Linked DNA regions of Homo sapiens: region 1 is linked to region 2. A link is a contact called in ENCODE Hi-C or POLR2A ChIA-PET data. All regions are on one chromosome and are shown on one strand. Each heading gives the region's core, a stretch centred on a gene start or an enhancer-like site at or near the end of the contact. The rest is flanking DNA. Distances are from core to core; before and after follow the strand shown. Region 1 holds the start of LINC02308 (long intergenic non-protein coding RNA 2308). Region 2 holds the start of STON2 (stonin 2).

The links. Hi-C counts contacts between places; a loop is a spot of excess contacts on that map. ChIA-PET counts read pairs that join two places held with the same protein, here RNA polymerase II (POLR2A). Pooled maps may share reads with other maps.
Region 1: a map of gastrocnemius medialis shows a loop between it and region 2 (4-fold over the local background). The contact joins the promoter of LINC02308 here to the promoter of STON2 in region 2. A Hi-C loop is called at or near these places in 12 of 168 maps with a recorded cell type or tissue (Caco-2, Calu3, K562 and 5 more) and 9 of 50 pooled maps. POLR2A ChIA-PET finds 5 or more read pairs at or near these places in 12 of 52 experiments (AG04450, H1, HEK293T and 8 more).

The regions. Positions count from the first base shown.
Region 1 is chr14:81,448,454-81,451,449 of GRCh38, forward strand. LINC02308 (long intergenic non-protein coding RNA 2308) reads right to left here and starts at 1,704. Exons shown (of 3, transcript NR_109999.1): 1 at 1,436-1,704. RefSeq lists an enhancer at 1,027-2,001.
Region 2 is chr14:81,398,699-81,401,688 of GRCh38, forward strand. It overlaps STON2 (stonin 2), which reads right to left and starts at 1,626. Exons shown (of 8, transcript NM_001394390.1): 1 at 1,581-1,626.

The sequences.
Region 1 (2,996 bases), core at 454-2,953, 50 kb after region 2:
ATGGCTCCTTTTTACTTCTCTGTGTAATTCTTGACATGTTCAATAAATGTTTCTCGAATGGAAACGTGAAAGAAAGTAAGAGACATTATTTTCAATTCTTGCAGTTTGCGAATGCAACACTGTAGTTCATAGTGGACTAATGTCCTCCCTCTCAGAGAATGAAGGGATTGGCAGAGTGACTTGAGGAGATGGTGCCAGTCTCAACAGTAGGAGGGAAAAACACAAAGAATAACAAACAGCCCAGTCTTTCACTAAAAGGGGCTCCATCCTCCAACACCATGTTTTCCTGGATTGGGGAGAAGTAGTAGCATAGGGTGACCCAGAGGGGGACTGTGGACTCAGGGCAACCTCTGTATGATTCCAATTCTGTTATCCAATGGCTGTTTAACCCTAGAACCAAACATCTCTGAGCCTGTTTTCTTGCCTGTAAAATGAGAGTAATACCGGCCCCAAAGTGTAACTTTGATGATGAAATGAGATAATAGTGCAATGCCTGGCACTTAGGGAATGCTTAATTAATGTTTTTTTAAATGAATGAAGAGGGCTTTTAAAGAAAGTGCTATTGTTGAGGGAGACTGCTATCCTTGAAAGCACAGAATTGCTTGATGCTATGCACTGTTTGTCGCAGATCAGTGATTGATTCTCCAATCTTCACGGGGCCACCTCCTCAGACTCTCAGTCCAGAGTTGAACCACAACCAATAAGTCTGGGAGGCAGGATTTGGAACCCTCCTTCCCAAATCCTTCTCCTCTCCAGCTGGCACAGAAACACTCCACATTTGCAGCTTCCACAGCAATTACGAGAACCTACACCCTTTTATTGTTTGACTTTCCCTAGCGATGGAGCAATCACATGATTTTCACAGGAAAAACAACTCTGGGATCGGAGACAGTCTGGATTGAGCCATGAACTTTCTGGTCCCTGTGTCTGAGTTCCCAGAGAGAAAAGACATTTGATGCTGGCAGGACGAGGGCTGAGCTGGACAAAAAACACAGCCAGCACATGCTCATAGCAGGCTGGCCAACTGAGCAGGTTGCATTTCAGGATTAAAAACAGTAACGATCCTAACAAAATAGAAGCTCATATATACTGAGTGCTAAGTACCAGGTACAGACATCGTCAAGCTGAATCATCACCACAATCCAAGATGAAGATTTTGTTATCTTCATTACATCAAGGGGGAGAAGTCAAGGGCTTAGATGGCATTTCACCCCTTTTGCACTCCCCAGAGCCTACGTGTTTATCCTCTAGCTCCACGTCTACCTGTAGCAGCAGCGTTTCCAAGCTCTTTGCACACAAATCTCCTGGAGATCTTGGAATGCAGATTCTGAGATTCTGCATTTCTAACGAGCTTCCAGGGAATGCTGCTGGTCCAGGGCCTTTAGTTGCAAGGGTTGGACCGGTGGTCTCAACCTTGGTTGCACATTGGACTCACCTGAAAGCTTTCCACATACTGATGCCTTGGCCGCATCCTGGAGAGTCTGATTTTGTTGGTCTGGGGTGCAGCTCTGGCACAGCATTTCTAAAGCCCTCCCGTTGAAGGAATATGCAGCCAGGGCTGAGACCACGGTTCTGGAGGGAGGTAATATCTGCAGGTTCTTGAGGATACTCCATTACCCTGAGCTCCCCTTTCCCAACCACAGGGACATCCATGGCTGGGCTTCAAGGACGCCCTTGAAGAGGCCTCTCCCAGAAAACTCCAAGCCCATGAAAAGGCCAGAGCCACCACCTGTTTCCTTGAAATAGTTAGCAGCTGTGCTGGGTGACCTCATCGCTCTGGCTCTGCCTCAGGCCAAGCTGCGATCTGAAAAGCCCTCCTCCCAAGTCGGGGCTCTCCTTGTGTTGGGGGCAGAGCGGGAAGAGCCGCAGCTCAGGAGGAGCTGCAGGTTGATGGCAGAGCCCGTCTGGGGCTAGTGGGAAGAATGAGAGTGCAGGGAGGGGGCACCCCAAGGGACTTCACAATGGGCAGTCCCTGGGGTGTGACGCCATGGCTGTGAGCGCAGCTGACTGCCTCACCCCTGGCTTCCTCCATTGCTCACCCTCCCCAAACACTTGGGAACTGATGAAATCACGAGGGGGTTCTTGTCCCCCTCCTGTAAGTGATGCATAAACAAACAAACATTGAAGTATGCAAGTAAAAATGCAAAGCCCATTTCTTTTTTCCCGTTTCCAAGAGGTAATCACCTATAGCAGCTGGGCTTATGTCCTTCCAAATCTTTTCTATACATCAGTGTGTGTATTTCTACACACAAACATACATATGCAATCCTGTTTTATAAACAAAAATGCATCATAGAATATAAGTCCAAACACTATCTTGCATATTTTTTCCATGCAGTTATATATACTTACCAATTGTTTTAGTGTCTGGAAACTTGTCTGGAAATCAGAATCTCTCAGGGGTGCTTTTTAAACATTGAGATTGACAGGTCTCACTTCAAACCTGCTGAATGAGAATTTCTCAGGGAGGCACCTGGGGAAGTCTTTGTGTGTGTGTGTGGAGAGAGAGAGAGAGACAGAGAGAGAGAGAGAGAGAGAGAAACAGGGTCTTGTTCTGTTCCCAAGGCTGGAGTTCAAGGGCACAATCGTAGCTCACTGCAGCCTCAATCTCCCGGGCTCAAGTGATTCTCCCACCTCAGCTTCCCATGTAGCTGAAACTACAGGCATGTGCCACCACACCTGGCTGTTTTTAATTTTTTTGTAGAGACAGGGTCTTGCTATGTTGCCCAGGCTGGTTTCAGACTCCTGGCTTTAAGTGATCCTCTGAGCTTGGCCTCCCAAAGTGCTGGGATTACAAGCATGAGCCACCATACCTGGCCTATATTGATATTTTTAATAAGTGTCTCAGGTGATTCTTACGGGAAATATCTTGCCTTTTTAATGCCTGTACATGTCCCATGGATGTACTATCATTTATTAACCAGTTCCTTTCTGTTGAACATTTAGTTTGTTTTCAGCCTTTTTCTTCATGCTACAAACAATACTACAAACATACA
Region 2 (2,990 bases), core at 376-2,875:
TGCCTTACTTCACTCTGTTCCTGTCATGCCCTCACCTTTTATACTGAAATGTCTGTCTTTAGCATCAAGGTTTCTAGATAAGCCTTCATATCACACTTGCAAATAATTACACAAATTTCAGCAATTAGATTCTCTAATTTCCCTAATTATTGTATTTTAGAAATATTGTCATCTATAATACTATCATTGCTAAACAAATATTAAAACTTTTCAAAATGCTTTCACTTTCTCTTACTAGCTGGCAAAATAAAAGCATGTTCTTTTCTATTAAATTAGTCCAGTTTCTTGCCTTAGGCAGGTAACTCTTTATAAACCTGATTTAAATCTCTGGCAGAAACCCAACAATCTCCAGATGGTATCTCCAAGCATGGTTTATCAATCAAGAAAAATAGAAATGAAGTGATCTTGTTCATTTGGAGTAAGAGGATAGGGAACATCTGTGGTAGTGAAAAATGTGAGTTAGAGTAACATTTTCAATCTAGGCCTATTTAAATTAGTTACAATGGTCTAGCCTTTGCTCACACTGCAATTATGTTCTAGGAATACAGAAAGATTCTTAATTGACATAATTTTGTTCATGGTATTAATATCTTTTTACAACCTGAACCTAGCTCTTGATCTAATAATGATTTATAATGAATTAATAAAATCTGAATTTATCTAAAATTAATGTGCTTCCATAGAAGAGCTACTATATACCTTGAACAATATCAGTTCTTATTAACTAAATATACACAATATTCAGATAGTTTCTAGAACAACTTAACTCACAGTCTTCCAATTGCTGCACAATGAAAAGTTTAGGAAATTTTACTACAGGTTATCATCTGCAGTAAATAATCTCTAGGTGGGAAAATCGGTAAAAACATGAACAGCTTTTGCTTTTTTGGTGTTTAAAACAGTTTTGGCATATGATGCTTCCTAAAAACAACTAATGTTTATATAGAATTTATAATTTTCAGAAACACATTTTCATACCATACTTCACTTGATTCAGTAGCCATTTTGATGAGTAGGACTCATAGTACTCTAATTCTTCTATGGATAAAGAAATTTGGGCTGAGAAAAATTAAGTGACTTACCTAATACTTTTAGTGCTTCCAGGCCCTTTTGGTAAAATGCTTCCTCCAGGCTAAGTGGAAGAGTTTACAAATCTCAGCACAGTGGCTGACTTTTCTTCATAATAAGATCTCACCCAAAGAATAATCAAGTAAAAGCCATAACAAGCAGGTGTGTTTGAAGCACCACACTAAGTGATAGATCCAACCCTTGAGCCCAGGTCTTCTGCAGCCAAAACACTCTAACCCTGGTGTCACAGCCGCAAAGAAGTACAACAGAATACAGTACATATAGACTATCACCCAACTTAAGTACTTTACAAATATCAATTACAATGGAACTGTAATGAAATGTCCGGGAAACTCCCCATGTGAAAGTTTGCCAGCACACCCCAAGCTGTATAAAGGATGGGAAGCCCAGAAGCCTCTTCTCCAAGTCCCTCTCCTAGGATCCTTGCCAACCACAAGGCCAGACATAGGCAAACAGCCTGGAGAGAGCAGGTCTCCCAAACCAGATCTTACCAGAGAGCAGTGCAGGGTCCACAAGCACAAAGAGCTGATTCCCACTGGCTTCTGCCTTTGACGACTTTCTCAAGCCCTGTCAAATGTGTGTCACTCAATGTGGTAATGGCTGCGGGCCAAGATAAGGCAGTAAAATTGAAGAGTCAGATTCCTCCTCTTTCAACGACAGCAGCATGTAAACCAGCCCCACAGCACCCGTCAAAAAAAAAAAAAAAAAAACCCACAATACAAGTCCCTATGCTGACACATGCAGTGTCATCACTCAATGGGGAAAACATCCTGCCAATCCTGCAATGATGAACCCAGCAAAAGTCATGGATAAGTGGGGTAGGGAAGAGAACAGGGGACGAAGGTGAAGGTAAGAGGAAAATATTTAAAAATTTTAAACTGAAAGGTTTTAAAGATCAACAACTTCAGGTGTTATGAGAAAACTGAGGCCCAAGGAAATCAGGCACACGAATAGAGATTGTGATCACAGGCCCAGGAGTTAGGTTGTTCGGATTTGAGTCCTATACAGTCTTGGAGTCCTATACAGTCGTGGACTCATAACTCAACCTCTTTAAGCTTCAGTTCAACCTTGTACAGAAAGAATAATAAAACTCACTCCATAATTCCGAGGATTAAACAAGATAATGTACGCCAAGTACTAAGGACTGGATGTAATAAACCCTCTGTAACGATGACAATGAAAACAGCAGGTGACCTTACAGAGGGCTTACTGTGCCCCAGGCTCCATTCCAAACCAATGTTAGCCATCGCCAGCACTGCTGCTATTGTTAAATGACTCGCCCAACGTTGCGTAACTTGTTCGTAGAAGTCTTGGGACTGGAATGCAGATTTCATGAAACCACTGCATTTCTGTCATTTGCAGAATCTGGTTTCAGTCATTGTTCAAAATGCTAAGTAGAGTCATGTGCTCAGCTACAGTGCCCAGAAGGCAGATTCTAAATCCTCTTCATTATAGATATAGGTGCATTCTGGCCAAAGTACCAAGACCATTCCTCAGAACGTATGAACGAAAAAAGAGCCCCAAAACTTTATCTATCCTTCCTTCACTTGTCCCAGACCAGACATGGGCTGGTGACAGACAATGAGTGGTCCCAATGAAGACTGGTGGAACAAATTGATCACATGGAACCCCCCATCATATTCCATACCATAAATCCATAAAATGGATTTTAGGTATTTGCCATGGAAGAGCCACACCAATAAGCCATAAGAAATCAGACCTTGAAAAGTGCTGTGCTAAGCAGCTGGAAACCCACAGAAGAACCCAATAATTGTGAGGTTAAGTTCATACTGGAATTAGTTGCTTGGTAAAAACCTCACCCCATTTTTAGAATGTGAATCATAAAATGAGGTTTAGAATCACCACAAATGAGTGGTGACTCAGTATCAGCAGGAGGATTG